2 separate regions of the Mus musculus genome follow, and region 2 is linked to region 1. Evidence: chromatin loops called from intact Hi-C (ENCODE). Cell type or tissue: heart. All regions are shown on one strand. Links, peaks and the distances in the headings refer to the core of each region. The heading gives the core; the rest is flanking DNA.

Region 1 (16,441 bases), core at 4,791-12,790:
GGCGCACGACTTTAATCTCAGCACTTGGGAGGCAGAGAGAGGTGAATTTCTGAGTTCGAGGCCAGCCTGGTCAACAGAGTGAGTTCCAGGACAGCCAGGACGACACACAGAGAAACCCTGTCTCAACAAAACAAAACAAAACAAAACAAAAGAAAAAAAAAGAAAAAGAAAGAAAATGCCTCCATAAGATTGGCCTATAGGCAAGTCTGTAGCTTATTATTGTCTTGGTTGATGACTGCTATGGCAGGGCCAGCTTCACAAGGGGCAGTAGTGCCACCCTAGGCTGGTGGTACTGGGTTGTGTAAGAAAGTGGGCTGAGCAAGCCAAGAGGAGTAAACCAGTAAGCTCCTCCAGACCTCTTCTTTCTTTCTTCCTTTCCTTTCCTTTCCTTTCCTTTCCTTTCCTTCTTTTTTTTCTTTCTTTCTTTTTTGTTTTTCCATTTCCAGCTTCCAGATTCTTGGCTGGGCTTCTCATCTGCAAGCTAAATGACCCTCTGCGGGCCCTGGCCCCGCCCCTGCCACGCCCCAGTTGCTTTTGGTCATGTGTTACCACAACAGTTGAAGCTCTAAGACAGATTGTTTTTAAAATTTAAGAAGTCAGTGCATCTAGCAGCCTGACAACCTACTACTAAATGACTTAGAATAGATGTATAGAAATTCTCATCGCCAAGAGCACAAGAGTAAGCTTTGTTCTCCTTCAGTGACACCTTTTGCTTTATATTAGCTTATTAAGTTATTTTACTCACTTGTAGAGATTTTATTCTTTTTTTTAAAAGATTTTTGTTTATTTATTATTATAAGTAAGTACACTGTAGCTGTCTTCAGACACACCAGAAGAGGGCTTCAGATTCCATTATGGGTGGTTGTGAACCACCATGTGGTTGCTGGGATTTGAACTCAGGACCTTCAGAAGAGCAGTCAGTGCTCTTACCCGCTGAGCCATCTCACCTGCCCCCAAGATTTTATTCTTAATTATCTGAATATGTATGTACCTACATTGTGCACATGAGTTGCAAGTGAATTGGAAACCGGAAGAAGGTGTAGGATCCTTAAATCCTAAATCCTGGAGCTGGAGTTACAGATGGTTGTGAGTGCTTGAAACTGAACTCTGGTCCTCTGCGAGACGAGGTGCCATCTCTCGGGTTCCACTTTGTCTTCTTTTCCTCCCTCTATATATCCCCAAAATGTCTCCCAGAAAGCCAAGCACACCTGGCCACACTCCTAGCACTGGAGAGGTTAAACTAGGCAGATTGCCAAAAGTACTAAAAAATAAAAGGCGCTTCTTTTCTCTTGGAAATACTAAGGTTTATAGTTTGGCGGCTCTCTTTTGTAAGCCATGAATTGTAACTCCAGTTCAGTATTTCAGGTCTTCTTTCCATTCTCTCTAAAACATCCCGTTAGTGCAAGTCAACCCCGTGCTTGCCTGTCCTGAACCCAGGTCAGGTCGGCGACATAACATCTCTCAGTGTTAGTCCTTCTGCTTTGTCTCCTTAAATCCCAAACTCGGGAATATGGACCGCTTTCACCTGCATCCATCTCAGTTCTGTGCACACACACACACACACACAACACACACACACACAAACACAGACACACCATTCCCGAGGTACCCCACCGGATTTAACAGAACCAGTCTGGCTGCTTCCCATTGGGCTACAGAGGCTTAGTGCAGCAAGCCTCCACCAGGTCCCTATAATTAAACATCTCTTTCTGTGGTGCTAAATCTTGGGATTAGCTATGCATGCCTGTGCTTTTCACCCTGTGGCAGTATTGCTCACAGAACACTCCTCTCCCTTGGCAAATGTTCATAATTTAGGTTTAGAGTGCTTATAAGTGGGCATGTGTGCATGTGTATTTGGTGTATGCACATAGCATGTAAAGGCCACAGGTGGCTGCCCCTTAACTTATTGAGACAGGGCTCTCAGTGAACCTGGAGCTGTGCTGGCAGCCAGCAGGTCCTGTCTGTAGCCCCAACAGTGCTAGACGCATGGCCACGCTCAACTTTTTTCAGTGCTGAAGTTTTGAATCCAGGTCCTCACCCACTGAACCATCTCCATAGTCTCATAATTTTATTTATTTATTTATTTATTTATTTATTTATTTATTTATTTATTTAACTATTAAAAAATTGTTATAGGAGTCTGGAGAGATGGCTCAGCAGTTAAGAGTACTTGCTGCTCTTGCATGGGACGAGAATTCAGTTCCCAGGACCCATGTTGGGGAAGTCATAACATCTTGTAACACCAGCCTGAGGAGATCCTCTGGCCTCCGAGAACACCTACATTTACTTAAACATACCCCTCACACACACATGTATAATTAAAAGTAAATCCCTAAAAACTTGGAAAAAAATTGTTCTAAACAAAACAAAGTTTGCCACTCTTGGCATATCTAAGACTTTAGTTCAGGGTCACTGACTAAATTCAGCATGGTGTTAACCATCGCTACTACCCATAATCCTCTCACTATCCAAACAACAGCTCTGGACCCTGCAGCAAGAACTCCGGTTCATTCCCCTCTCCCTGCAGCTCCTGCAGACCTGTAAGCTGCTTTCTGTTTCAATGAGCTTGCATATGCTAGATATTCAGAATATCTGTTGTTTTGTGTCTGGTTTGTTTCACTTAACGAGTGTTGTGAGGACCTTGGGCATTCTGTCTTGTTATTTGGTTGTGTGTGTGTTGTGTGTATGTGTGTGCGCGAATGTGGAAGTCAGAGGCCAATGTGGGGCTTTCCTTCTATCATGCTCTGCCTTATTTGTGAGAGTCTCCTATTGAATCAGAAGCTTGGCTTTGTGGCTGGTCTGGATGAGCGACAAGCCCTCACACACCACCTCACACACTACCTCACACACTACCCCTACCCCAGCTCTGAGGTTACCGGCAAAAACCATCATGGCCAGCTTTTTTCACAGAGCTGGGGATCCAAACTCAGATCCTAAGCTTGTACAACAACAAACACTTCACCTGCTGGGCCCCCTTCCAACCCCTAGTTTTTAATTTTTTTGACACAAAGTCTCACTACGTAACTCAGGCTGGCCTTATACTTGTGGCATTTCTCCTGCCTCAGCTGCATAATATCCCGTTATATATGCAACTTTTATCCCTCCATCCGCTGGCTCTACTGATGGACATGTGAGTTCTTCCGCTTTCTGGTTATTGTGAACAATACAAACATGCTTCAGTCTGTTTTAAATTATCTTAGACACTGTATATATGAAGACTGGAATGCCTATGTCTTATGGTAGTTCTAAGTTTAACTTGCAGGAATTACCAAACTGTCCTGCCGCCACCCCAGCATTCCATCTGTGTTAGGGATGTTTGTGGCTTATTGATTTATTCGTTCTTTTTTTTTAATTTTTTTTTTGGTTTTTTTGAGACAGGGTTTCTCTGTATAGCCCTGGCTGTCCTGGAACTCATTCTGTAGACCAGGCTGGCCTCGAACTCAGAAATCCGCCTGCCTCTGCCTCCTCTGCTGGGATTAAAGGCGTGTGCCACCACGCCCATCTTGATTTATTCATTCTTAATACAAAGTAATATGTCTTCCAGCTGCATTTTAATAATTCAGTCTTAGTTAAATCTGACAGATAGAGAAGGGGGCACGGCATAGAGAGAGAGTTCTTGTACTGTGAAGACAGACAGGATGGATAAGAGCATTTGACTCCGTGGCTTCTTTCCATCATAGCAAAGGCCTCTGCACCCCAGGGTCCAGGGACGTACTGGGACAGACTAATGACGGGAGCCATCCCTGTAAGCTTGCTGTTCACCACGCTGAAGGATCCTGGGTAAGAGTCACTTGTCCAACAGTTTCTGGGATTAGATGCTTGTGTGATGGGAACGGTGGATAGATACACTGGCCAGACCTCACTGGGGAGCAACTTTATAGCACTCTCAGTGCCTGGGCCCAGTGGGCAGAAGTGGGCACCAGCTGGCCCTACAGTTTGGACCCTGCAGGGTTGGACTTGTACAGTCAGATCTTGGTGACAGAGCTGGTGTCATCTTCATAGGCATTGCCACTTCCCACTGGCTGCTAATGGGTGGGATGAAGTCAGGGTATGGCGACTTTATGGGTTCCCTTGCTACCTTATCCCTTGCAACAGCCCCCCGCCCAAGCACTAGGTAGGAGAGAGAGATGTTAGAGGGGAAAGAGGGCATCAATATTGTTAGACTACTTCCTGCTGATTGTGGGCAAGTATGATCTCTGTAGTCGGGATACCAGCAACCACAAGCAGAAGGAGCAGCAGGAGGAAGAACCCCGCCCCCCCCCCCCGCGCCCCCCAGGGCTGTAGCATTTTGATACTTTCTCAAGAGTTCCCAGAATTCCAAATGTCATATCCTACATTTGCAGAAACTATTTGCAGATGGAAAAAAAAAAAAAAAAAAGCCCCTGTTAGAGCACGAGGCAGATCATAAAATCTACAGCCGTGGACCATCTAAAGCAGTCCCACGGGGGCTGGTGAGATGGCTCAGTGGGTTAGAGCACCCGACTGCTCTTCCGAAGGTCCAGAGTTCAAATCCCAGCAACCACATGGTGGCTCACAACCACCCGTAATGAGATCTGACTCCCTCTTCTGGTGTGTCTGAAGACAGCTACAATGTACTTACATATAATAAATAAATTAAAAAAAAATAAAAATAAAAATAAAGCAGTCCCACATCTGATACCTAGGATTAAAACAAAAACATATATCCCTATAAGATTTCTGGGTTTTTAAAGAAATCAAAATTCCTACTACACAGGGTCTCCCTCTGCAGCCATAGTGACCTCCAGCCATCAGCTTGTCATCCATCGGGACACCACCTCCAGCAGCCATGGAGGACCCTGCAGACACCTCACTGGCTTCTTGGTCCTTCCTTTGGGTCCATGGCCAGTGCTGCAGCTGCACAGAGTGCAAGGTTCTTTGTTTTGTTTTAAACAACTATGAAAGCTGCTACTGTAGGTTGCAGACAGACGGTGCATTTAATTTTTTTTTTTTCCTTGCAGCCTAGAGTTCTTCCCAGCCTCAGATGATAGGCTGTGTTCCTTTTGAAATTCCGGGCCAGTTGGGAGAACAGATTGCACAAGAGAGGAGGTCCTTCTGGTCCTTGTAGATCTTAAGATAGAGCAACCAAAAAAACAACCCCAGAGTGAAAACAAGAAGCGAAAGCTGAGAGGATACGCTTTTCAGTTGATCTGTTTTACTATTCCTCCCTCGTCAACTTCACAAATGTTCCTTGAGCTTCGTGTGGGACCAGCACTCTGTGCTGGCGCTGGGGATGCGGCAGGCAAGGAGGTCTCCAAGCTGGCAGACACAGCTTGGGAGATGAGAGGGATAATGATGACAAAAGACGTCCATGCCCTAATCTTGGGACCTGTGAACCTGTTTGGTGCCTGGCGCCCAAAGTCTCACACGGGTTCGGCATTAGATAAACCATTGAGCTGTATTCCCGACTCGGGTGAAGGTTTTTCAGATATGATATTTTTCTCCATTATCTGAGTGAGTCTGATATAATCACTGTTTTTTTTTTGTTTTTTTTTTTAATAAGGAGCTCAAAGGGTTGGGGATAAGGCTCAGTAGATAAACATGGTGGGTGCTTGTACACACATGAACACATGTGCACCCCTCCCACAAGAGGCTCAGCAAGTAAAGCATGATCTTGAGGTGGCTTGGGGGTAACAATGCATGCAGCAAGCCTGGTGTCCTGAGTTCCTCACACACAGGGTGAAAGTCAAGATCTGACTCCTGCAAGTGTTCTTGGGACCCAGCACAAGCTCCCACACTCAGTCTTACATACACAGCAAGTAAGTAAGTAAATACGAAACACCTTAATAAAAATATAACATTGCCTTGGGGCAAACATTTTTTAAATAGGGATGCAGGAAGGTCACATAGAGGAGAGCTGTGGAGATGGAGGCAGGGTCACAGAGGTTGAGTGCCACCCTGTTGTTCTTGCCGCAGAGGGAAGAGCCACTTAAAAAACACATCTTAGTGGGGGGCTGGAGAGATGGCTCAGCAGGTAAAAGCACTTGCTATGTAGTCCTGATGCCCTGAGAACCGGGTCATGAATTCACCTATTCTGTCTACACACACACACACACACACACACACACTAAATAAATAAGTAAACAACAAAGCCTAAACCCACTTCTGTTTAGTAAGGCATGCAGATGGGAAATATAGGACTTTGGAATGAACAAGAGGAAGGAGCAATTAGAGGTTCTGTCCTGGGGAGGTAGAATGGGCTGCCCTCCCCTCTCTTGCTGTTTTATACGGCACTATCCTGTTCTTCATTCCCCAGGTACCCAACTGCAGAGTGCTCTCTGCCCACCCTACCCCTCAAGCCCCTCGTTCTGTCTGTGTGTATCACCCAGAAGCAAGGATGTTCTGTTTTGTCCCTGCTCAGTCACGATTCATGTCTCTTGGGTAGATCACACTTGGTCATCTTCTGCTTCCTTAGACAGCACAGATAGATACCCTGTGTAGATCCATCTTAGCAAGTATGCTTTGCTTGCACGGCCTCTGGTGGCCACAGAACACTGGTTTCAGGTTTTCCTGCCCACAAGGAGCTCACTGGCACGGGGTGGAAAGCTGGGCATTGGGAATTGTAGGTTAGACAGCCATAACTTTGAACTACTTGAGAACATAGCCATCACTCTCAGGAAAATTCATCAACAGTGGTAGTGGTGGTGGTAAGGGGGGAGTAGAGCCCTCAGGCAAGCAGGGCAGCAACCTGGTGGCTCTGTGGTTCTGTTCTAGGTACATCCAACAGCTGTGTCATGTGACTGCCTTTGAGTTCCATGAGATAACACCATTACAGAGACTTCTAAAGACTCTCCCTTTTCCCTTCAGCCAATTTTAGCTGAATTTTGTTGACAGCCAGAGAATGTCAGCCAATTTAAAAAAAAAAAAAAAAAAAGATTTCTGGGGAATTGTCTCTGGAGAAAAGCTGTTGACAAGGACGCTTCTGGGTACCCTCTGCCCTTTCATAGGACAGAGGCCAGAAAGCCTGTCTGTGTTTGCTGTGTTGACTGCCTGTCTGTGTTTGCTGTGTTGACTGCCTGTCTGTGTTTGCTGTGTTGACTGCCTGTCTGTGTTTGCTGTGTTGACTGCCTGTCTGTGTTTGCTGTGTTGACTGCCTGTCTGTGTTTGCTGTGTTGACTGCCTGTCTGTGTTTGCTGTGTTGACTGCCTGTCTGTGTTTGCTGTGTTGACTGCTTTTGGGGTTTTGTTGATTTGAATTGCTGACCCTTCCTGCAGCTAAGCTTTGAAGCTGAGTCTCATGCAGTGAGAACTAGCCTGGAACTGACCTTGGACTCCTGATCCTCCTGTCCCCACCTCGTCCACGGTGGAGAGGTGTCAGGAAAGGAACTTGAGGTGAGAACTGAGCCTCAAAAGATCCCTTTGTCTGGGCTTCCTGTTTTCTGGAACCAAGACGCATGCCCTCTAACAAATTAATAATCCGAATATTTATGCAGTGAGTGCCTGTGAGTCTGTTACTGAGGATGCAGGTCATCTTTCATCACCTCCTTCATTTTACTATATCATGTGTTCACATTCGAGTTTGCATGCCCGTGTGCACTGCGTGTAAGTCAGAACAACTCATAGGTATCCGTTCTCTTCTACCACGTGGGTCCTAGAGATGAGCTCAGATCACCACTGAGCCATATCGCAGGCCACAACCACCTTCTGAAGTGGTCAGGTGCAATTATATGGACACAGCCTTGGGCTGGGGGCACCTGAGGGAAGGGGTCACATCCCTGCTTCTGGGTGTTTCCTGGTTCCTCCTTGTGTGAATCATTCTTTCCCATGTCTGCAGGGATTCTCAGGAGTCTCCCGGCTGGCCGCAGAGCATCCAGGCTGCCCACCCTGCTCACCCAAGGAAGAGCCCTGTTGTGGCAGAGGAGTGGCAGATGGGACTCTTAACAGGGACACCTCCTCTGGAGTCCGTGCACCTGCCCATTCCTCTAAGCCCTGCATCCTGATGCGGCCTTTCCCTAGGGCAGGCAGGGAGCTGGCAGACAGGCCAAGCTGCTCCTGTTTTAGTCAGGTCACTTCTGAGCAGGGTAGCCAGACTTCAGCCAGCCGTGTCTCACAAGCACAGCAGCACAAGATGAAGCTGCAGGCCTGGCGTGGTGGCGCACGCCTTTAATTCCAGCACTTGGGAGGCAGAGACAGGCGGATTTCTGAGTTTGAAGCCAGCCTGGTCTACAGAGTGAGTTCCAGGACAGCCAGGGCTATACAGAGAAACCCTGTCTCGAAAAAAAAAAAAAAAAAAAAAAAGAAGCTGCAGGAAAAACCAAACACACCCACCCATAGCCTGTAAACCTCTCCGTCCGGTGCTATCTCCATGCAATCTATTTTTGTATGACTCCCTCTGTCTGCAGCCGCTGTTTAGGGAACTTTCAATAATGTATGAGAAGACACAAACACATTCTCCTACTTTAAAAAAAAATCAATAGATAGGGGCTCAACAGTTAAGAACACTGTTCTTACAGAGAATCTGGTTCTAAACCCAGCACGGAAAAGGTAGCTCACAACCCTATTTAACTCCAGGTCCAGTGAATCTGATGCCCTCTGCTGGATTTTTTGGGTACAAAGAGCACGTGTGGTACACAGACATATATGTAGGCAAAACAGCCATACATAAAAAATAAATACATTATCAAGGAGCTGAGTATGAGTATTGGCTTTTGGATGGGGACAGGTGGAGGTCAAGATGTAGGCAGCTGAGACCCCCAGTTCAGGTGGTAGATCCGTTCAGGGATCTGCTACCGGAGGATTTAACTTAGAATGGCTTACAAACTAGGATGCTAGTTGTTGTGCTCAGCGATTGAGTTACCTGTTGATTGGGGGCGGGGGGGGGCGGAGAGAAGAAGCTGAGTATGGTTAGCACACACCTTTAACCCTAGCACTCAAGAGGCAGAGGCAGGTGGATCTCTAAGTCTGAGGCCAGCCTGGTCTACAGAGTGAGTTCCTGGGCAGCCAGGGCTACACAGAGAAACCCTGTCTGGTGGGGTGGGGTGGGGTGGGGGGGGAAGCAAAACCATAAACAAACAAAGATCCCACTGTCTGCAAGGCTCCTATGCCAGCTGTTCTGTACACATCTTTGTTAGGTCTGAATGAAGCCCAGGACAAATGGTGCCTATTGGCATATGGAAGAGCATGCTGGCCCCCAGGCTCTCACTGCATTGTGAGTGCCTGTTCCAGAGTCCGTGCTGGCATCCAGGCTTCTCTCAGCTCTTCTTACCCCGCCCCCTTCCCTAAACTCCTCGCTCTTGGGTTTCCCTACCCCAACTTCACATCCCCACATAACCCTGCCATTTCAGTTTTGCGTCCTTTTGTGCTCTTGGTTCTCTTGGTTTCTGTCTTAGTCAGGGTTTCTATTCCTGCACAAACATCATGACCAAAAAGCAAGTTGGAGAGGAAAGGGTTTATTCAGCTTACACTTCCATACTGCTGTTCATCACCAAAGGAAATCAGGACTGGAACTCAGGCAGGTCAGGAAGCAGGAGCTGATGCAGAGGCCATGGAGGGATGTTCTTTACTGGCTTGCTTCCCCTGGCTTGCTCAGCCTGCTCTCTTATAGAACCAAGACTACCAGCCCAGAGATGGCACCACCCACAAGGGGATCTCCCCTTGATCACTAATTGAGAAATGCCTTACAGTTGGATCTCTTGGAGGCATTTCCCCAACTGAAGCTCCTTTCTCTGTGATAACTCCAGCTGTGTCAAGTTGACACACAACCAGCCAGTACAGTCTCTCTTGCCTCTCTCTCTCTTCTTTTACTTCCTCCCCAACCCCTCTTTTCTCGTGACCCTGTTCGATTGACTGGCCATATCTAGTCTACTAGTTTCTCTGTTCTGGACTTAGAAACCTCTGGTGGTCCTCTCCCTCATATCTTCACTACATGCCTCCTCAACCATCCCTTGGGCCAGTGGTGTCCTCATGTCACTCTGTCTACACACAGTCTGTCAGTACCGTGAAGCCGTGAGCAGGACGTGGAGCACAACGATTCTCTGTAATATTTCAGGTCAGGAAAGCAGAGAGCTCCTGCTTGTCACGTGGGTCCTAAGCAGCGGCCACTGTGGAGCCATGGGGTCCCCTTCCCAGGCTCTATCAGTGGGAAATGCCACTCAGCCAACCCATCCACGTGAACTCCAGATCCGAAAATCTGACTTGAGGCAGAGGTGCTTTCTTTATATTATGTTAATTTATCACATGTGTGTGTATGCATGGGTGAACACACGTGCAATAGCCTGTGTGTAGAGGTCAGAGGACAACTTTCAGGCGTTGGCTCTCTCCATCCACCACGTGGGTCCCAAGGGTTGAATTCTTGTCATTAGGCACCTCACTGCACCACAGCTACACATTTTTTTTTTTGAGATAGGGTTTCTCTGTGTAGCCCTGACTGTCCTGGAACTCACTCTGTAGACCAGGCTGGCCTCAAACTCAGAAATCTGCCTGCCTCTGCCTCCCAAGTGCTGGGATTAAAGGCATGCGCCACCACGGACCAGAGCAACACTTTAAAGGAATGGAGCTTGGAGCATCTTCTCCCAGGACCCTGGGACTTCGGGCTTTGCTTTTCTCTGTGTGGGTGTCTGGGGCTTTCATGGTCCTGGCCGATAATAGCAACCTTCCCCACCATACCAGTTTCCTTTACTCAGAATTTTACTTTACAACCCAATGTTTCTTTGGACAATTTGAGATATGGTACTTGTTATGGTCTGTATATGCTTGGCCCCGGGAGTGGCACTATTGGAATGTGTAGCTCTGTTGGAGTAGGTGTGGCCTTGTTGGAGTAGGAGTGTCACTGTGGGTGTGGGCTTTAAGACCCTCATTCTAACTGCCTGGAAGCCAGTCTTCCACTAGCAGCCTTCACTTGGAGATGTAGAACTCTCAGCTCCTCCTGTACCATGCCAGCCTGGATGTTGCTATGCTTCCCCCTTGATGATAGTGGACTGAACCTCTGAACCTGTAAGCCAGTCCCATTTAAATGTTGTCTTTTATAAGAGTTGCCTTGGTCATGGTGTCTCTTCACAGCAGTAAAACCCTAACAATGACAATATTTTTTTAAAAAAAGAGAGAGTTTTATTTATTTTTATTTTATGCATATGAATGCTTGCTTGCATAAATATATGTGCACCACTTGAGTGCCTGTTGCCTGCAGAGCCCAGAAATGGCATCAGCTCCCCTGGAACTAGAGTTACAGATGGCTCTGAGCCACCATCTAGGTGCTGGGGACTGAATCCGGGTTCTCTGAGAGAGGACTTCATGGTCTTAACCACTGAGCCATCCCTTCCAGCCACCAGGCCTTCAGTTCCCTGCCAAGCTCTACCTCCCAAGGCTGAGGTTAGAGTTCTGGGTTCACCCCTGGCAGATGAGGAGAGGGAAGAGCATCGAGCTTCAGCAGACTAAGGTTGTGGGGTTGACATAGCCCAGGAAGCCTCCTGCCCAACCACTGGAAGGGCATAGCTCTGTGTAACAGGAGAGCAAGCTTCTGTCCAGCTGGCTCTGGGCGGGAGGGGTGGCGGGCGGCGAGACCACATTAAGCACTTCTCGTGGAATTCTGAAAGCTAAAAGCCCCAGCAAAGGAGCCAAAGCCGGGACCGACCATCTGCTCCAGCTGGACAGAAAAGGGGGATTAGGCAGACATTAGAAATGCAGAGCCAGCCGGGTGAGGTGGCACACGCCTTTGATCCCAGCACTTGGGAGGCAGAGGCAGGCAGATTTCTGAGTTCAAGGCCAGCGGTCTACAGAGTAAGTTCCAGGACAGCCAGGGCTACACAGAGAAACCCTGTCTCGAACCCCCCCCCCCCCCGCAAAAAAAAGAAATACCGATCCAATCGTGCCGCTTAGAATCAGCGAGGAGGGTAGAACCCAGGGCCTCACACGTGAGCCGTGAACACTCAAGTCTGAGCTGTGCGCCGGGTCCTTAGATGGGAGCTTTTGATTCTTTCAACTCTGAAATGAGGAATCTAAGGTTCTAGAAGGGGAAGTGTTTGGACAGAAGGCCACGCGTTTGTACCGCGTCTGGGGGTGGGGGGTGGGGGGTGTTGCAAACTTCGCTCTTATCATTGGCCTTCAAACCATCTGTTCAGCCCAGGAGTGCTCTCCAGTGTATTCCCTTGTGCTGCATGAACAACAGCTTTAGCACCAGGCTTCTATGCTAATGTACACGTGTCTAAGACAGCGCATAATTTCCAGACTTTCCAAAAATTTACTTAGCCATGTTCTTTTTTTAAAAAAACCCTGTATCTATGTACAGTCTCTAAAAGAGGATTAAAGGATTCTCCTCAAATGCTTAGGAAACGAGGCCTCGTACTGTACTGCGCTGTTAGCCTCGGGGATGCATGCTCGATGTTAGCCTCCGGGATGCATGCCCACACACACACACACACACACACACACACACACGATCCTGATCATTCACACAGCCAAGCACTGATGCAGGGGCGCAGGACTCGGGATGGAAAACCATCTCCTACAGGCTGCATTGATCTCAAAGTGCTGGAGTCTGTGTGGTGGAGGGATGGGAATGTGTCTAGGACATGGCTGTTCCCTGGGATGAGGGGTCACCTCAGCTTATCTGGGGTCAGGGCTCACCCAGCCTCAGCCTGCCTTAACATACACTGTTTCATTGGTGTATGGCAGGTCATTATCTTCCTGGACGTCACAATCTAGTCGGTGAACCAAGCATACCAGGAGTGATGTGGTGACAGGTAGGACAATAAGGGACACAACAAAAAGAAACAAAATGTCTTATAAACATGGACAGTTAGAAGACAGGCCTAGAGAATGGAGTCAAGGGAGAGCCAGCATGACTCACAGAGGCTGCTACCACTGGGTATTAAAGAGCAATTGAGAACTTTCCAGAGTCTGAATGGGAGAAGGGAGGATCTTGTATGCATAGGCATAGAAGTGAAACTGCTGACTCAGGTGGTTCTTCCTCCCCGCCCATCCCAGGAATAAGACTCAGACTCAACATATATTATAAATACCTTGGCCATATAGCTAGGCCCTTCCCTGACTAGATCATAAAATAACCCAATTATTCTAATCTACATTCTGCCACCTGGCTGGTTACCTGTGCTCAGGTACCATGCGTCAGTCTTGGGTGATCTTCCATGCCTGACACTCTCCCAGAATCCTTTCTGCCTACAGGATGTTCCACCTCCTATTTCCTGCCTAAGCTATAGGCCATCAAATTTATTATGGACACCTGTCTTAGGATTTTACTGCTGTGAAGAGACACCATGACCAAGGCAACTCTTTTGTTTGTTTGTTTGTTTGGTTGGTTTTGTTTTTGTTTTTTCGAGACAGGGTTTTTCTGTGTAGCCCTGGCTGTCCTGGAACTCACTCTGTAGACGAGGCTGGCCTTGAACTCAGAAATCCGCCTGCCTCTGCCTCCCAAATGCTGGGATTAAAGGCATGCGCCACCACGCCCGGTTTCAAGGCAACTCTTATAAGGACATTTAATTGGGGCTGGCTTACAGGTTCAAAGGTTCAGTCCATTATCATCAAGGTAGCAATATGGCAGCATCTAGGCAGGCATGGTGCAGGAGGAGCTGAGTTCTACATCTTTATCTGAAGGCTGCTAGTAGAAGACTGACTTACAGGTAGTTAGGATGAAGGTCTTAAAGCTCAAGCCCACAGAGACACACCTGTTCCAACAAGGCCACACCTCCAAATAGTGCCACTCCCTGGGCCAAGTATTCAAACCACGACAACAGGCCCCACATCCATACAGACCCATGATATTTTCTCTACATGAAACCACATGAGTCTTGTTGGTAAGAAGAGGACAGCATGCCAGGGTAGGGAGTGAGGAACTGTGAGGGACTGGCTTTGTGAATCAGGAGGAGGGGATGACTAATGAGGCCCATCTATAGGGGTCAGTCTGATGGAACTGACTGGATGACACAGGAGGTCAGTCAAGGAGACCTCTCTGGGGGAGAAGTCTTGGTATTTGGTTTACCTTGGAGAAGAGAAGCACCCACACAGACTTGGAGGAGGGGCTAGAGTGTAGGTAGTTTGGGGGAGGATTGAGACAGACAGCTGAAGCTGGAAAGTGCTTGGGACCTAGGAGTTCACATTTGTGCTCTATACTCTTACCATGGTCTAATGGCCTCAGAGCAAGCCCACACCAATCCACATAAATTCCTGTTCCTCGGCTGCTACTCTAGGCAGAGCTAGGTGGCCCAGGAGCTCATTGGAGGAAAACGCCGTTTGTCTGTGGTAACAGGTCCTCCTCTCTCCCCAGAGGAGCTCACCTTTTCAACTGTCATTTAAAAACAACTATAGAACCCCATTCTCACTGGTGATTCTTGTTCAAAGAGAGGAAGGCGGATCTTAGAAACCCATGACCCCCAAGGACCTCCACTCAGCCTCCTCGCCACACCTCTGCTGGGAGCTCCAGTGTTGGGATTTGTACCCCCAATGCTGTTCTCTTCAAGCTCTAGCTGATGCTGGTTTCCCACTGTCTTCCATGTGCATAGCCCTTTTCCGGCTACCTCATAACCATACCTCACAACCAAAGCCTTACTTATCATCTGAGATTTGTTTACTTAAGGCTCCTCTCTTCAAGGCACCACCTCACTGTCACACTGGTCCTGCCCTGCCCTGTGACCTGTGCTGTCTCATGCTGCCTTTGCTTGCCCACACTCACAGTGATGAACTTCCTCCAACAAGGCCCCACCCCTAACAGTGCTATTTCCTATGGGCCAAGCATATTCAAATCACCACACAGATAGACTTGAAGGATTTGCAAAAACAAAGGATGATGTCACATTTAAACTATTGGGCAACAACTTCAGGTGTGAGAGCAGAGGTATCCCTGAGTGAATGAAGCCAAGTGGATGTGTATATTGCTTGACATGAGTACAGCCGTGTCAAGGACCCTCGCTTCAGATCCACATACCTCCTGCGGGGTGAGAGGCTCAGAGGGCAGTGGCAAAGCCTTCCTTTGGCCCGAGTGTAAATGTTGATAGTGTGCAGAAAATACCTATTATGTCTCCCTCTACATTTATAGCCTGTGGATTGCTCTCCAGCTCCCACGGCTGTTAGTTAAGTCTGCCTGCTTGCTCATCAGTGTCTAATAACCCTGATTCCCATTCATCTGTATATAACCCTGTCACCTGTTCAGATGTATGTAATAACCCTTCCTCCTGTTGATCTGTATATAACCCTGCCTCCCATTCATCTGTATATAATAACCCTGCCTCCTGTTCATCTGTAAACAGTGACCCTGCTTTTTTGTTCAGATGTGTAGTGAACACTCTAAGTTTCCAGGGTGCTATGATTTCTCTATCAGGAAGTCCGTTGGTCCCTGTCCCTGTTTTTTGTCCATGTGTCTTTGTCTGTCATACCCTCATTGCTCCAAGTCAGGTCAGTCCCTGGAGCTGAAGAAGACACAGCGCTCACTGTTAGCATTGACTTGTCTACACCAGGAAACAAGACTGAGTGAGAGACCCAGGCTTCTCCGGCTGAATGGTATTCTGTGACAAGTATTAATGTCACCATCCACACCAGGCACAATGCCACACACCTGTAATCCAGTACTCGGGAGGCTGAGGTGGAGGATAGGCACAAATTCAAAGCTGGTCAGGGCTATGTAGTGGGAAAAATAAAGAAAAAAGGAAAAAGAAAAGGAGGGCTGGAGAGATGGCTCAGTGGTTAAGAGCACTGACTGCTCTTCCAGAGGTTCTGAGTTCAATTCCCAGCAACCACATGGTGGCTCACAACCGTCTGTAATGGGATCTGACGCCCTCTTCTGGTGTGTCTGAAGTCAGATACAGGGTACACATAAAAGTGAAATAAATAAATCTTTGAAAAAAATTTTAAAAAAAGAAAAAGAAAAAAACTTGGTGGGCAGTGTTTGCCTAACAAACACCAAGAGCCCTGGCTTGTGTGTGCTATTTGATCTCAGTGCCTGGTGAAAACCTGTGACACAGCAGTTGGGAGGTGGAGGCAAGAGGCTCAAGCAGTTCAAGGTTAGAACAAAATTATTGGGATCAGCTGGGGATACCAGAGGCTCTGTCTATAAAACAAACAAACAAACAAATAAGTAAATTAAAATCTAAAGACAGCTCAGGGGCTGGAGAGGTGGCTCAGTGGTTAGGAGCACTGGCTGCTCCTTCAGAGAATTTGGGTTGAGTCCCAGCACCTACATGGCAGCTCACGACTGTCTGTAACTCCAGTTCCAGGGGATCGGGCAGCCTCTTATGACTTCCTCAGGCACCAGGTATACACATAACACAGACACACGTGTATCAAAACACCCATATACAATAAGTAACAAATAAACAAGACAGCTCTTTTTTTGGTTGGTTGGTTTTATATACAGATGAACAGGAGGCAGGGTTATTGTATACAGATGAACAGGAGGCAGGGTTATTTTATACAGATGAACAGGAGGCAGGGTTATTATATACAGATGAACAGGAGGCAGGGTTATTATATACAGATGA
Region 2 (16,441 bases), core at 3,189-11,188, 130 kb before region 1:
CCAAGCCTGGGCCCACATATACACTGGTTGGTTGGTTGGTTGGTTGGTTGGTTGGTTGGTTTGGTTGGTTTCTTTACGTCTTAAAATCCAGATGATGGACATAGTTGTGTCTCCTTTGACAAGTGTATCTCTAAACTAGCCTCTGGAGAACCCGTGCCCCATTCTTTACCCCTGGAGGACTGTGTATCTACATGCCATTTCCATCTTGTATCAGATGCTTCCATCCCTATCTGTCCCCAGAAAAGTCACTGGAACTGCTTATGTAAGAGGTGTTTTATGTGCTGTCCCCCAACACCACCAACCCTAGACTAATGGTCGCCCTGCAAGACAGGCAGAGCCAATGTTTATTAACTACATGTGCGTGCACATGATGCTAGGTGAGAATTCACTTTTGCTTATAATAGTTTTTCACTTTAATCATATGGCATAAAGTCAGAGTCAGATGTGTCAGGAGTTTTTACGACTTAACTATGAGCCAGTTAGCTGCTTTCTGGAGCGAGAAGAAGGATGCTCACACAGCTACTCAACTTGGCTCCCCACAGTCCCGTCTGAAGAGGTCCTACAGCCATGTGATAGCCCTCACTGGGGTGTGAAAACTAGAGTATCAGACAGTGAGAACTCCCTAGGTCTGTGAGCCAGGAGGTGGGCGCTGGGTCAGCACCCCCAGTGTCTCGAGGCCTGAGAAGGCTCAGCAGAAACTGGTTACTTCTTTCTCCTCTTCTCCTTCTCCTTGCCTTTCGAGTCTTTGCTGTCATCTTTATCTTTCTTGGGCATTTTGAAATTGCCAATTTCCTTCCGGACCACTGACCCTCGCCACCAGGCCTGGAGCTGGAAGAAAGAAGCAGGGGAATTCATCTCTGTGTGCTCAACAGCACTCATCTTTCTACAGAGGAGAGAACCAACAGTCACTTGTGTCTCAGGAACATGGGGTATGGACGTGGCCAGGCTGCTGTCAGTACAGCTACCTGAAAGTGAAGTGTGCTAGGCCAAGTCTTCCTTCAGACTAAGACCCTCAACCTCTGTGTAGTTCTTGCTCCCTTGGTAAACATCTCACACCTCACAGTCACTGGACACAAAAGGAGTGAATGTCTGTCTCCTGTGCCCAGTCAGGGACGAACCAACAAGTCTCAGTGGTTGACAGTGCATCACACATCCTTAAGGAGCTGCTAAGCAGGTAGGATTCAGACAGCTCCTTGAATGTCTCTGTCAGTTTAATGCAACTGTTCTTGTCTAGATTATAAAATCAGACTAGCCTACTGAGAGCACAGGGATCCACTGCTGAGAACAGAAGGTCTACGGTTAGCTCTCCACTCAAAATTGAATCTTGACAAATGGAAAACAGAAGCTTGATCAACATTTACTAATTAAACACCAGATTTTCCTAATAGTAAGATCAAAGGTGAGTGAGTGAGTCTCCCTTACTTTGTATTTTTGGTTGGTTGGTTGGTTTGGGTTTTGGGTTTGAGTTTTTTTCTTTCTTTTCTTTCTTTCTTTTTTTGAAATAGGGTTTCTCTGTGTACCCCTGGCTGTCCCAGAACTCCCTCTGTAGACCAGACTAGCCTCAAACTCAAAGAGATCCACCTGCCTCCCAAGTCCTAGGATTAAAGGCGTGCTCTTCCACCATGCATAGCCAAAGATGTTTCGATACCTGGTCCTAAAAGTCCTTTAAAGTTCTAATTTTGGACTTGTGGTTGTGGCTGAGAGTAATAACCACACTAAAAACCAACGCTGTGGGCTTGATCTCCAGTATCAAAAACAGCAGAACATGGCCTTGTGTCACGGTGTACACCTGTCATTCCAACAGTTAGGCAGTTGAGTTCACAGGCAGAACTTGCCTCCCACTCTGCCTCCCACTCTATATCTCAGATCTGCTCCTGCCAGAGCTCTTGAACGATGCCCAGGCAGAGGTGGTTGGTTGGGGTTTTTTTGGTTTGTTTGGTTTTTTTTAAAAACCAGCTGCTATATTTGCATTGCATTTGTTTGCTTTAAAACTGGTTTTCCCAGGGCTGGAGAGATGACATACTGCTCTTGCAGATGTCTTGAGTAAGTTTCCCAACATGCACATCTGGAAGTTCACAACCATCTGTAACTCCAGCTCCAAGGAAGCTGATGCCTCTCCGGGACTCAAGTGCACACACCCACACACAGACACACAGACATGGTCAAGTGCACACACCCACACACAGACACACAGACATGGTCAAGTGCACACACCCACACACAGACACACAGACATGGTCAAGTGCACACACAGACACACAGACACACAGACATGGTCAAGTGCACACACAGACACACAGACACACAGACATGGTCAAGTGCACACACAGACACACAGACATGGTCAAGTGCACACACCCACACACAGACACACAGACATGGTCAAGTGCACACACCCACACACAGACACACAGACATGGTCAAGTGCACACACCCACACACAGACACACAGACATGGTCAAGTGCACACACCCACACACAGACACACAGACATGGTCATAATTCAAAGTCAAAATGAATCCTAAAAGTAGTTTCCAGAATCTGGACCTGATCATGCTGTCATTGTTGATATCTGCAAGTTCACAGAAAACTTTTATGAGGTAGTTCACTAGCTCACACAGGCTTGATTGCTATAATCCCAATAGCCAGGAGGCTGAGGAGAAAAGGGCACTGCAGACAACACAGTGAGTCCCAGGGCAGTCAGGGCTCTGGAGAAAAATCTCCTCTCTCTCTCTCTCTCTCTCTCTCTCTCTCCTCTCTCTCTCTCTCTCTCTCTCTCTCTCTCTCTCTCTCTCTCTCTGTCTCTCTCTCTCACACACACACACACACATATATATTTTTTTTTCTTCTAACTTGCTTTGTCCCTTTCACTTTTTATAAGCAACTTCTATTGGAAAGCATCACACAGCCAGGGCTGACTCACACCAGGGTGTCGAGCCGTGCAGAGCATTTAGAAATGCCCTGCCTGCACAGCTGCCTCCCCTTGGGTTAGGCGTGACCTCGGATCCAGTGTCTGGACAGAGGATTCCTTCCACTGCTCCCGTCCTCCCCAGACCAGGAGGCAGGCTTGCTCTTTTCCTTGTTTCCCTGCACTGTGGACTCTAAGCACGTCCTCACCCACCTGCTGCGGGACCCCAGCCGGTGCCGGGACCCCACCCTCCGGGACCCCACCCTCCACCGCTGCCTCCAGGCCTGAGTGTCCTACCTTCACGATGCTCCTCAGCTCCAGGTCATCCTGCTCCAGCTTCTTCCGGGTCTTCTCCTTTTCTATCCGGTCCTCAATAATGACCTGCTCGTACTCCCGGATCTGCACAAGGACACGGACACAGGAGCAGGGCAGGCCACAGCCCAGCCAGCCCTGCGTGCCCGTAACTCTAGACAGAGACGGGAGACTGACCAAAGTTCAAACTCAATCTCGCCACACAGCAAGTGTATGTCTCAAACAAACAAACAAAATCCTGCTGGATTTCCACTAATTTCCACTGTAATAATGTATTCACATTATATAAATATTCCTCAACTTTTTTTTTTTTCAATTTAAACAATTCAAGCCGGGCAGTGGTGGCGCACACCTTTAATCCCAGCACTTGGAAGGCAGAGACAGACGGATTTTTGAGTTCCAGGCCAGCCTGGTCTACAAAGTGAGTTCCAGGACAGCCAGGGCTATACAGAGAAACCCTGGCTTGAAAAAAACAAAAAAACAAAACAACAACAAAAAATATCTCTCTCTCTCTCTCTCTCTCTCTCTCTCACACACACACACACATTGGTATCCTCCACATAATACTTTTAAAACTTTAATAGATATACATATGCAAATAGCCATGTTTTAAACTAGAAATTTAGGAACTTCAACATCAACCCAATGATGACGTCAAATTTTTAGAAACCAACATATAAATTGTCTTTAAAGATCATAAAATTGTCTTTTGTTTAATGCAGCATCTCTCTGAAGGAGTTTTAAATAATTTCTACCTAGAACTTAAGAAAAGTCTCTGGCCTGATCACTTCTGTGATCTCAGCATGCGGAAGGCTGAGATAGGAAGATCACTACATAGTAAGTTCCAGGGTAACCTGAACTACAAAGACTCGGTCTCAAAAAATAAAAGTGTGCTTGCAATAGAATCATTCCAGCACCAATGCCGTACGCACTCACTCGGTCATTGTCATCAGTAAAGAACCACGTTTACTCTGGTGGTTTACTCTGCTTTTGACTAAAACTGTCTTCCCAGACTCCCTCACTCCCACTCATATCCCAGTCACCCTGCCACCCCTTACCATCTTTGCCAGGTCTTGCAGGTGTACCAGGTCACTGGCCTTGGCAGCCTTGAGAGCATTTAACTCGTTCTGCTTTGCTTCTGTGTCTTTGTCAAATTTCTCCATCCAGAACTCTAGCTTCTCCTCAAGTTTCTACTTGGAAAAACACATTAAGACATGGTTCCCACCAGATATAAAATAACAGGACCGCAGGATGCCAGTTAGAGCAAGCTAGACCAAGCAAATTTTCCTACAGAGATCTGATCACAACAGACTTGGTGAGGAACCGAGGGTGGCCAGCCCAGATGCTGCCGTGTTCTTTGTGTCTGGTTGGTGTACTTTTCTGGGTGTAAGCCACTCCATTTTTAAAGGAGGAGAGGCACCTGTAAACTCAAAGCATATGACAACATGTACAAGACACTTTAAACTCAAAATCCCAGGATAGCGTATAGAGGTGGGCAAGAAGCCCCTCGCCTAGCTGAGAAGCTAATGGCAACTGGTAGCTGTTAGGAGAGGCGAGCTAGCTTGAATAGAATAAAGACCCTGCTGTAAGTTGCATCAGATTGGCTTCTGTGTGTGTTTTGGGAGATCACTAACATTTCCCTGGCACAACAAATACTGAACACTCATCCAAAAAGATAGAAATGTGGGCTGGGATAGTTCTGCTGGGATCCTGGCCTGGCATGCATGAAGCCCTGGGTTTGATGGTCTGCACCACATAAAACTAGACATGGCTGCCCATACCTCTAGTAGAAGCAGGAGGATCAGGAGTTCAAAGCCAATGTTAGCCCCATAGCAAATTCTAGTCCAGCCTGAGATATAAGATACCTTGACTGAGGGGAGAGGAGTCTTCAAATTTCTAAGTGAAAATAGATATGAATCTAAGATACCAGCCAAAGTTTCAAATAGGAGAGAAAGATGATGAGATTCAGTCTATGAAAGTTACTTGAAGATGTCCGTTTGCAAGGGAAAATAAATGGCGTGTAACAAAGGAAAAAAAAAAAAAAAAAAACAGTGAAGTGTGATTCTCATGACAGTCCCTCAGGAGGCACCAGGACTACTGGGAGGAGCCTGGGCCCTGAAGGCAGATCGCCAAGGTTCAAGTCTGGCACTCAAGTTTACTTGAATTCTTTAGTCCCCTAGCTCTCTCCACTAGTGGCTAGAGATACAACAATCTCCACACACAGCACAGCACAGTGTAGTGTAATAGTGGTAGGCTAATGGACTGACAATTGTATAAAATTGGTTTCAACACAGGATATTGGAAAGGGGGGGGCAGTAAATAAGAGTTTTAATAAAAGCAACAGGATATGCATAATGATTAATTCTACACCTAAGAGAGAGACAGTAAAACCTAGACATGTATAAAAAAGAATTTTTTTTTCTAAGATAGGGTTTCTCTATGTATTCCTGGCTGTCCTGGAACTCACTCTGTAGACCAGGCTGGCCTTGAACTAAGAAATCCACCTGCCTCTGCCTCCCAAGTGCTGGGATCAAAGGCGTGCACCATCACTGCCCAGCATACGATTATTTTTTTTTAAGATTTATTTATTTGTTATTTATGAGTACACTGTAGCTATACACCAGAAGACACCAGAAGAGGGCATCAGATCCCATTATAGATGGTTGTGAGCCACCATGTGGTTGCTGGGAATTAAACTCAGGACCTCTGGAAGAGCAGTCAGTGCTCTTAACCATTGAGCCATCTCTCCAGCCCCTATATAAAAAATTTAAAGGTTACAGCAGGGTGAGTGGTGGCGCACGCCTATGATCCCAGCACTCAGAAGGCAGAGGCAGACAGATCTATAAGTTCAAGGCCAGCCTGGCCTACAGAGCAAGTTCCAGGACAGCCAGGGCTACACAGAGAAACCCTGACTTAGAAAACAAAACAACAACAAATTTAAAGGTTGCCATTGAGCTCAAGAGATGGCACTGTTGTCCTCTTGCAAAGGACCTGTTTCAGTTCCCAACACCCATGTCCACACAGGCTCAGCAGCCTGTAACCGCAGCTCCGGGAGTCTAAAGCCATCTCTGACCTCCTGGGTACCTGCACTCATGCCCACATGCCCACATGCCCACACAGAGACACATACATAATTCAAAAATAAGTCTCAACAGCTACTAGTGAAAACCAGAAATATGTAAGTCCTAAAGTCCAGGAGCATTCAATAGTAAAATACAGAAGATTAGGTATGGTGGAGCATGTGGTAACCCAGCGCTGGGGGCAGAAGCAGGAGACCAAAAAACTGAAACAAAATGGAATCTTTCCTACGAAGACATGTTACAAAACATGACTCTGAAAGATCTGGTAAATGAAGAGCTGAATATCATTCTAGGCAGATAATGTTTCTCTTTTAAAATATGACACTCCAGAAAATAAATAAATATGACATCTCCTGCAAACACATCAAGACAAGAGAGAGAGATATCCAGTCAAGATGGCTTGGATTTTACTACACTTCAAACAACACATACAGTTTTATTCTATTTCTCTTTTGGGTTTCGGATCATAGTAAAATGGAATTGTTTTCAAGCCATGCAGCCAAGCCAGTGAACTTTGGAAGCAACACAAAAAAAAAAAAAAAAAAAAAATAGCCCCAGAAAACAAAGAGATATAAAAATCAAAGTATAGCCGGGCGTGGTGGCGCACGCCTTTAATCCCAGCACTCGGGAGGCAGAGGCAGGCGTATTTCTGAGTTCGAGGCCAGCCTGGTCTACAAAGTGAGCTCCAGGACAGCCAGGGCTATACAGAGAAACCCTGTCTCGAAAAACCAAAAAAAAAAAAAAAAAAAAATCAAAGTATATCAGCCCTAGTGGTTTATTAACACCGTACCATCCCCAGGTAGACTTTTAGGAAATGAAAGATGACTCAACATTAGTGGGTAGATTAGTACAGTCTGTAACTCTACAGAGACTGGAGGGATGGCTCAATGGTTAGGAGCCTATCCTGGTCTTGCTGAGTTTGAGCGGTCACAACCACCTGTAACTCTAGCCCCTCTGGCATATTCCACTGGCTTCCATGTGGCAGATATAAACACATACACATAAACAAACTGTCAAATAAATAAACTTAAGTAAGTGTATTTTACTTTATAGACAGAGGAGAAAAATATATCATCAAAAAATCATATTGATGGATGAAAATAATTCATCTCAGCTGGGTGTGGCGACACACCTTTATCCTGGCACTGAGAAGGTGACTCTAAATTCTTTGAGTTTGGGGCCAGCTTTGTCTCTGTGATGAGTTCCAGGTCAGCCAGGGCTATGTTATGAGATGCTGTCCTCCCACCACCACCAAAAATAAATGAATACTTGGACAAGAAACTCCTTCACATGATAAAATGTGCTCACCAGTGATCTACAGGGTAAACATCCCACTGAGTCAGGTACCAGTCACTGCCTCTCAGCTCCAGGTTCATTCAGCATGGCTGGGCATGACTGGAAGTGTTTCCTTTGGCCACCTAGCAAAATACTAAGCTTCGTCAGCAGAGGGCGCTAGAGGACACGGCAGGAGGTCTGTAGGCTCACTGTGCTCTGGCTCCCTGGTCACACTGCTAGAGCTGTGTGACACCCAGTGGCACTCATTGACCAAAACATTTAACTAACAACTGCAACATTATATCCATTATGACGAGGTAAGATTAACTCCAAGAATGTAAAGAACACAATAGCAAATCTACCCTGTTTTACTTCCACATATTAAAGGGGAAGATAATCTCAATGAATAAAAAAAGTCCACCTTCTACAACCGAGTATTCATCTGACTGAAGAAGGAGGAAAGGAGAGAGGGAGGAAGAGAAGGGGCAGAAGGGAGGAGGAGGAGGAGACAAACATTTAAGTGCACACTCCTATAATTCCAGCACTCAAGAGGCAGGAGGCTGAGGCAGGAGGATCAAGATGAGTCAGAGAACACCTTGAGCTACATAATTAGAACAATATCCAAAAAAATCCAAAACAAACAAACAACAACAAACAAACAAACAAAACCCCAGCACCTCTTGGCATCCAGGAAACCACGCACTTTCTCTAATGAGCCTGAATCTTAGTCATGGGAAAGACTTTCCTTCCACCTCCTTGGTTCCTTTCTCGGATCCTGGCAGTCAGCCCTGTGCTAGCCTTCAGAGCTCTCTTTATCCCTTCTTGGTAATCTGTCCCATATTAATAGCTCATGATCCTTTTGTTAAAGTCTGTTTAAATTGATAGTGTGATTTGTGTTATTTAAATGGATTTTAATCACACACAATTGGCACTAGGAATGAAGCTGATCCCACGCTCTAATTCACAGATGTCTTTGTAAGTCACTTGCCATACTTGCATAGCAGCCTGGTGTCATTAATGCAACAGGAGATCTGATATGGAGTGTCAAAGCAGATGCCTCTGTAGACCATGACATGACAGCTGGAGGATCGGCAGCCCCCGTATAGGAAGGAGGAGGCACACATGGCCCTGCTGGTGAAAGCAAGCAGCTTTCGAATTGGTTTAGCGATTAGCAGCTGTATTGCAGATGTGTATCAACAAAGTCTATGAATAGCAGCAGCAGCTGGAGTTACAACAGTCCCCGTGACTGTGCAAGGGCCAGGCAGCTTCTGCACAGACCAAGCAGCAAATCTAAGGCCCTGTGCTTCAGTCAGGTGTTGGAAGGCGGCGCTTACCTATGCAGTGTCATCAGGGTCACAGCAAGCCTGTGGTTTAATTTTCAGTGGAGTTGGAAAGTTCCAGGCGCTCCTACATTTGTACCTGTCCCGAATATGTCTTCCCCACTGTATATACTCAGTACTTTGGGAAGTAGCCACAGTTCGGCTCCATAGAACTCGAAAACCCACAGCAGCAGTGACTGAAGTTAAGACTCCACTTGTTGGGCTGGTGAGGTGGCTCAGTGGGTAAGAGCACCCGACCGCTCTTCCGAAGGTCTGAAGTTCGGGTCCCAGCAACCACATGGTGGCTCACAACCATTTGTAACAGGATCTGACTCCCTCTTCTGGAGTGTCTGAAGACAGCTACAGTGTACTTACATATAATAAATAAATAAATCTTAAAAAAAAAAAAAAAAGACTCCACTTGTCATCTGACTGCCTCAATCCTGCTGTGACCCGGGGCTGGCTACAGGTTTGTTCTGTGGGTCCCCATGAGTCACTGTCAACTCAGAGTTAATGCTCTCAAGAAGCCAGTGTCTAAGTCACTCCAGACTCCATAGGTCTCCTGGCTTCATGACCACCTTATCTTCGTTGTCAGCCACCAAGTGGTTTTTCAGGGTTGGACCATTCCCATGGAAGTCAGGACCTACCTTAAGGATGCCCCGGAGGTCACACCTGGCCCCCATAGGAATGCGGTCAAGTACAGAGACATTTCTCGCACTCTCCACCAGCTCACTCACTCTTTGCTTCCTGACTACCACCAGCATGGATAGCCTTCAGGGAAGGGCTTGTTCCATTAGCTCTGCCAGGTTGCCACAGTGTGCTACCTAGCTGACGTTGATAATGGATGAATCTGAAGGAGCAGATTTACCACCTGGACAAGAAAGACCCGACTCTCTCACCAACTGGCATGATACTGAGGGCCTCACAAGGATGCTGGAGAGACTCCCAAAGTCAAAGGCTTAGCTCTTCCCAGGACATCTTGAGAGGAGCAGAAAGGATAAGGACCCTAAGTTCCAGCAGGTCCTAAGGGATCACTGAGGTTAATGCCTGGTTACTCTCAGACCAAGCAGGTCCCCTGGGTTGGAAATGGGAGTCACCCACCCCTCTCCTGTGGAACACAGATGTTCTTTATACAGCATAGTGATGTCCCGTCCCCATGTGCTCTTCAGTGTCCTCAGACTGGTGTGCCTGCTGGTTGTCTTCTGGTTAGGATGTGTCTGGTGATGAGTGAATAAATTCATCCCAAGCAGGCTGTCCCCAAGGCTTTGCATTCTCACCTCCACATCACAGGAGGGAAGCCCTGGTACCTCCACCTCGTCAAATGGAGGGAGGCAGCTACTAGGTCTAGTCAAGCAAGCTATCAGCCTCACCACCGGACGCACGGCACCCACAGGAAATCCCGCATGTGCAGCCAGCTTGCCTGTGTCCCAGATGCAGCCCGCACGCCTTGCATCCTAATCTGTCTAGCTAACACCCATGTGCTCAGTGCTTCTCAGCAAATGTTCTAACTTGCATAGAGATCTAAGTTATTTTGAGAAGAGACTGTAAGAACATGAACAAAATGAGAAGGCAATTGATAATCTAAAACCTTCCTCAACTGAGCATGTTATTTATTTATTTATTTATTTATTTATTTATTTATTGTAAGTACACTGTAACTGTCTTCAGACACAGCAGAATTGGGCATCAGATCTCATTACAGATGGTTGTGAGCCACCATGTGGTTGCTGAGATTTGAACTCAGGACCTCTGGAAGAACAGTCAGTGCTCTTAACCATGGGCCATCTCTCCAGCCCGAGCATGTTATTTTTATAATTTAAAAAAATGGCAAATATATATATATATATGGCTGGGAACATAGCTCAGTAATAGATTGCTTGCCTGGCAGACCTGGGTGGGGCCTTGGGCTCAATCCACAATACCACAGGAAGAGGCAAAATCAAAATATTTTCACATTATGGCTATGAAGCAATGTAAGAACAAACAAAATGGGTTTTTTTGTTGTTTGGTTTTTGGTTTTTGTTTTTTTTCGAGACAGAGTTTCTCTGTATAGCCCTGGCTGTCCTGGAACTCACTTTGTAGACCAGGCTGGCCTTGAACTCAGAAAACTGCCTGCCTCTGCCTCCCAAGTGCTGGGATTAAAGGTGTGTGTGCCACCATGCTCGGCTACAAAATGTTTTTTATACAAACAAAATTTAAAAGGTTGAAGGAAAAAAAAATATCTTCCTGAAAGTTAGAGCTGTGTACACATTCAGATGGGCAAGCTGTAAGAGACTGTGGCAGCACATTCATTGGCCTCACAGTATGGCTGCTTTTTCCTTGTTTACTAAATGGATTTTGGGCTGAGCATGATGGCCTGGAATCCCAGCACTCAGGAGGCAGAAGCAGGTGGACCTGTGTGAGTTCAAGGCCAGCCTGGTTTACATAGAGAGTTCCAATCCAAGGCACATGGTAAGACATTGCCTCAAAAGGAAAAAAAAAAGAAAAGGGAAGGGAAGGGGAGGGGAGGGAGGAGGGGGGAGGGGAGGGGAGGGGAGGGGAGGAGAGGAGAGGAGAGGAGAGGAGAGGAGAGGAGAGGAGAGGAGAGGAGAGGAGAGGAGAGGAGAGGAGAGGAGAGGAGAAGAGAGGAGAGGCTGAGCAGAACCTGCCTCAAAGGACCGTTTTTTTTAATCTTTTATTTATTTGTTTAATATTTATTCTTCTCTCTTCTGTATTGTATAAGTAGATTTGTATATGTGAATGCCTATGTGTCTGTGTGTGTGCAGATGCACTCATGTGTAGCTGTTTTACCTTCTTTTAAATTTATTCATTTATTTATTCTGTGTGTGTGTGTGTGTTGTGTGTGTGTGTGTGAGACTGTATGCAGGTGTACCATGTGCAGGAGTCCTGTGAAGGCAAGAAGAGGGTATCCAATTCCCTGGAACTGAAGTTACAGGCAGTAGTGAGCCACCCAGTCCTCTGCAGAGTAATAAGCGCTCTGAGGCACTAGGCTGTCTCTGTAGCACCTCACTGTGTTTTCAGAGACAAGATCTCTCACTATCACCAGCCAGACGGCAAGCCCCAGAGATCTGACCTTTCCACCATCACGTTGAAGTTGGGATTACCCATGTAATCCCAAGCCTGGGTTTTTTTTGTTTTTTGTTTTTTGTTTTTTGTTTTTTGTTTTTTGTGAGCTTTAAGGTCCATCTCAGGTCCAATGATTATACAGCAAACATTCTGCCTGCTGAGCCAACTCTTTAGCCCATTAAAAGATTTTTTTAGGGCTGGTGAGATGGCTCAATGGGTAAGAGCACCCGACTGCTCTTCCGAAGGTCCGGAGTTCAAATCCCAGCAACCACATGGTGGCTCACAACCATCTGTAACAAGATCTGACTCCCTCTTCTGGAGTGTCTGAAGACAGCTACAGTGTACTTACATATAATAAATAAATAAATCTTTAAAAAAAAAAGATTTTTTTAAAGTTGCAGCTAAGTTTAGTGGCATCTACCTTTAACCAAGCACTTGAGAGGCAGAGATATTGAATCCTAGTGAACTATGGGCCAACCAGATGACATCGTGAGACACCACTGTCCTTAAATACAAAAGCATTGCTTTTTTTCAGAAATGTGTAAGTGGATTTTTTTTAAAGATCTCTTTACCTTATTCTATGTATATGGTGTTTGCCTGTATGTGTGTATGCGCACCATGTACACCCAGTGCCCCTGAAGGCCAGAAGAGTCCCCCCAGGAGTTATAATTGCGAGCTGCCATGTGGGTGCTGGGAACTGAACCCAGATCCCCTGCAAGAGCAGCCGGTGCTCTTAACCTCTGAGCCGTCTCTCCAGTGCCATAAGTGGGTTGTAAGTGGGGTCTTACAATTGAGGAATCAAACTCCTGGGCGACTCACCTGCTGCTGTTTTTTAAGAAACATTTCGATCTCCGTGTGAACCCGGTTCTCCTCTTCAGTTTTCATCCTCAGTTTCTGTAATACACCAACACCAAGCTCTCTACACGGCAAAGCTGAGATCCACAGTGCCCGGATGATGGGTGCAGCCCAGACCCCAGGAATGCCAAGGCTTCCTGACAGAGCTATTGTGTGGCTCCACTCAACTCTCACCACAGAGCCATGGGCTGGCACTCCATTATACACATAAGGGCCCCAGAAAAAGCCACCACAGTCCCATCATCTGGAAACAAAGCTTCAAGATTCTCAGCCCAGAGAAGGAAATTACAGCATTCAAGAAGCATGTGGTCAGGGCTGGAGAGATGGCTCAGTGGTTAAGAGCACTGACCGCTCTTCCAGAGGTCCTAAGTTCAATTCCCAGCAACCACATGGTGCCTCACAACCATCAGTAATGGAATCTGACGCCCTCTTCTGCGGTGTCTGAAGACAGCTACAGTGTACTTATATAATAAATAAATAAATCTTAAAAAAAAAAAAGTGTGTGTGGTAAACCATTCAGTCAGAGCCCCTGGAACCCCACAACTCTGGAAGCTGAGGCAGGTGGATCAGTTTAAAGCCAGTCCTGCACTACAAAGTGAGTCTGTGGCCCACCGGAAGAAGAAAGAGGGGGGCATGGGGAAGCAGAGGGGTTGGGTGGCTGGAGAGCTCATGGGGAGGGGAGCTTCACAGCGGGCTTCTCCCGCACACCCACCGGGAAGCAGGAGGCATAGCAACTAAAGGCTCTACTCACAAGTATGTAAGACCCCAGTTAGTTATTCATGTTTGACCTCTGGGAAAACCTTAATCTCCCTCTTCCTCGTGTTTGTTTGTTTGTGTTTTGGTTGTTTTGGTTTGGTTGTTTTGTTCTGTTTTGCTGGCACATTATCATAGCTGACACCTCACTGAGGTGGGAGCAAACTGCGGTTAGGAATGCATGCTGCTCTTGTTAGAGGACTTAACTTTGGCTCCCAGCACCCAGGTGGGTGGCTCAAAAGCATCTTGTAACTCCAGCTCTGTGGGACACAATGCCTCCTGTCTTCGTGGGCATATTCACACATAATTTTAAATTATGGAACTGGAGTTACAAGATGTTGTGAACCTCCCAACAGGAGTGCTGGGAACCGAACTCGGGTCCTCTGAGAGAAATGCATACTCTTTTTTTTTTCATATTTATTTATTATATGTAAGTACACTGCAGCTGTCTTCAGATACACCAGTCAGATCTCCTTAAGGATGGTTGTGAGCCACCATGTGGTTGCTGGGCCTTGAACTCAGGACCTTCAGAAGAGCAGTCGGGTGCTCTTACCCACTGAGCCATCTCACCAGCCCGAAATGCATACTCTTAACAGCTGATTCATCTCTCCAGTCCAAGATAAATTACTTTTTAAAAAAGTAACAGCCCACATGACATCATCAAATCATCTATCTACCCGAGTTTTTCTTTTGTTCTGCTGATTCTTTTCTTTTTTTCTTTCTTTCTTTTTTTTTGTTTTTTGTTTTTTGTTTTTGGTTTTTCTCTGTGTAGCCCTGGCTGTCCTGGAACTCACTCTGTAGACCAGGCTGGCCTCGAGCTCAGAAATCCGCCTGCCTCTGCCACCCCAGCGCTGGGATTAAAGGCATGCGCCACCACGCCTGGCTTGTTCTGCTGTTTCTTGATACTCGAAGTTGGACCAGAATCTGTCACTGAGCTCCATCCCCAGACAGCCTAATGTAGCACAAGTTACCTCAATCTCCTCCAGCAAGAGTTCTTCTGCTCGGTTACATTTCTTCTGGGTCTGGGAAATCTGCAGCTCAGCATTTCTTTTCATATAAAGATTCTCCAAGTTGGTTTTCGCCTTCATCTCTTGTAGCTGGTCCCTGAGGTGAGCAATGTATTCATTCCCGTTCTGCAGAGAGAAGGCCAGGTTTCTGAACTTAAAATTCATCAAACTTATAAATCAAGAATTCCTGAAGGCGTACCTACAGGCTGATCTGATGGAGTAAATGTCTCAACTGAGGTTTCCCCCTTCTCAGCTGTGTTAGGATTAGCCATCAAGGGCTGGAGAGATGGCTCAGCGGTTAAGAACACTGACTGCTCTTCCGAAGGTCCTGAGTTCAAATCCCAGCAACCACATGGTGGCTCACAACCATCCTTAATGAAATCTGACACCCTCTTCTGGTGTTTCTGAAGACAGCTACAGTGTACTTAGATATAATAATAAATGAATCTTTAAAAGAAATAAAGAAAGCCGGGCAGTGGTGGCCACGCCTTTAATCCCAGCACTCGGGAGGCAAAGGCAGGCGGATTTCTGAGTTCGAGGCCAGCCTGGTCTACAAAGTGAGTTCCAGGACAGCCAGGGCTACACAGAGAAACCTTGTCTAGAAAAAACAAACAAACAAAAAAACAAATGAAAGAAAGAGAGAGAGAGAGAAGAAAATTGAGCCTTAGGGCCAAGCATAAGCTTGGGAAAAGGAAGGCAGGATGATCAAGTCCAAGGTCATCCTTAGCTACATCCTTAGCGGCTCAAAGCCAGCCCAGGCTACAGGAGACCCTGTCTCAAAACAATGCAGAGTGCTGGCCAGATGGCTCAGTGGATCACTTGCCACCAAGTCTTAGGATCTGAGAGTGACCCTTGGAACCCACATGATAGAGTAAGAGAGCTGGGTCCCTCAAGTTCTCCTTTGACCTCCACACATGTTCTCCCACGCAGGATAATAAATAAATGTGGGAGGAAGGAAGGAAGGAGAAGAGGAAGGGAGGGAGGGAGGAAGCAAGCAGGCAAACTAGCAAATACAGACCGAGTCTTTCCAGAACCTTCTTTGGTAGTCAGTATTTGCCACAGATTTGCCATTATGGTCTCACTTTAGTAGAAAGAGCAATGGTCAAAGGTGATCCCAAGTCCCGACTTCCCACAGACTCACCAGTTGTATGAAATTGGCCAAGTTAGTTAAGGCCTAGGTTTCACCTTCCAAAAACCAGAATATTAGTAGCTAGTGAGTGACTCTACTCACCCCACCCCTACTCCTACCCCCACACCCACCTCAACCCCATTCCCACTAGGGACTGGTTCAAAGACACTCCTCCTCCCCAGCATAACAAAACCTGAGATACTCCAATCCCTCCCATAAAGTCTATCCGGTACAGATCCAAGTTCTTTCAAAACATACTGACCAAAAGCTACTTTGGGGAAGAAAGGGTTTTTCTGGTTTAAGGTCACACACAGCCCATCACTGAGGGAAGTCTTGGCAGGAACTCAAGGCTGCAGGAACTGAAGTAGCAGCCATGGAGGGGTGCTGCTTACAGACTTGCTCAGCCTACTTTCTTATACAACCCAGCACCACCCAGGGGTGACATCTCCCACAGCGGGCTGGGCTGCCTTACATCAATCATCAATCCAGAAAATGCCCCACAGACAGACTGACAGGCCAATCTGATGGAAACAACCCAACTGAAGTTCTCTCTTCCCAGGTGACTCTAGCCTGTGTCGAGTCGACAAAACTCTGCCACAGTGAGTCAGTGAACATGAGAATAGACTTCTGATGGTTACTAGTGCCTCACAATTTTAAAGTCTCAAAACTTACTGATTAAAAAAGACAGTTCTTCACTGGCAGACACCTACCTAAGCAGTAGACAGAGAACAGGGTGT

The links. Hi-C counts contacts between places; a loop is a spot of excess contacts. Peaks named below come from ENCODE experiments on the same cell type or tissue, not always from the same donor. Only the 100,000 strongest peaks of a DNase experiment are listed, where the experiment ranks them.
Region 2: a loop joins it to region 1, with 7 times the contacts of the local background. A loop is called at or near these places in 20 of 42 quality-filtered maps.

What each region holds. Positions count from the first base shown.
Region 1 is chr16:33,146,648-33,163,088 of GRCm38, forward strand. No RefSeq gene overlaps it. Among named protein-coding and RNA genes, the nearest start is that of Gm41447, 17 kb to the left of the region's middle. In heart, for the core only: a CTCF peak has its summit at 8,564 (motif pointing left); no DNase peak of the experiment used is centred there.
Region 2 is chr16:33,016,236-33,032,676 of GRCm38, forward strand. Iqcg (IQ motif containing G) reads right to left here. Exons shown (of 11, transcript NM_178378.3): 7 at 14,540-14,701; 8 at 12,780-12,854; 9 at 4,279-4,410; 10 at 3,206-3,307; 11 at 1-828. The coding sequence ends at 703. Among named protein-coding and RNA genes, the nearest start is that of Iqcg, 32 kb to the right of the region's middle. In heart, for the core only: no CTCF peak of the experiment used is centred there; a DNase peak (open chromatin) is centred at 7,736.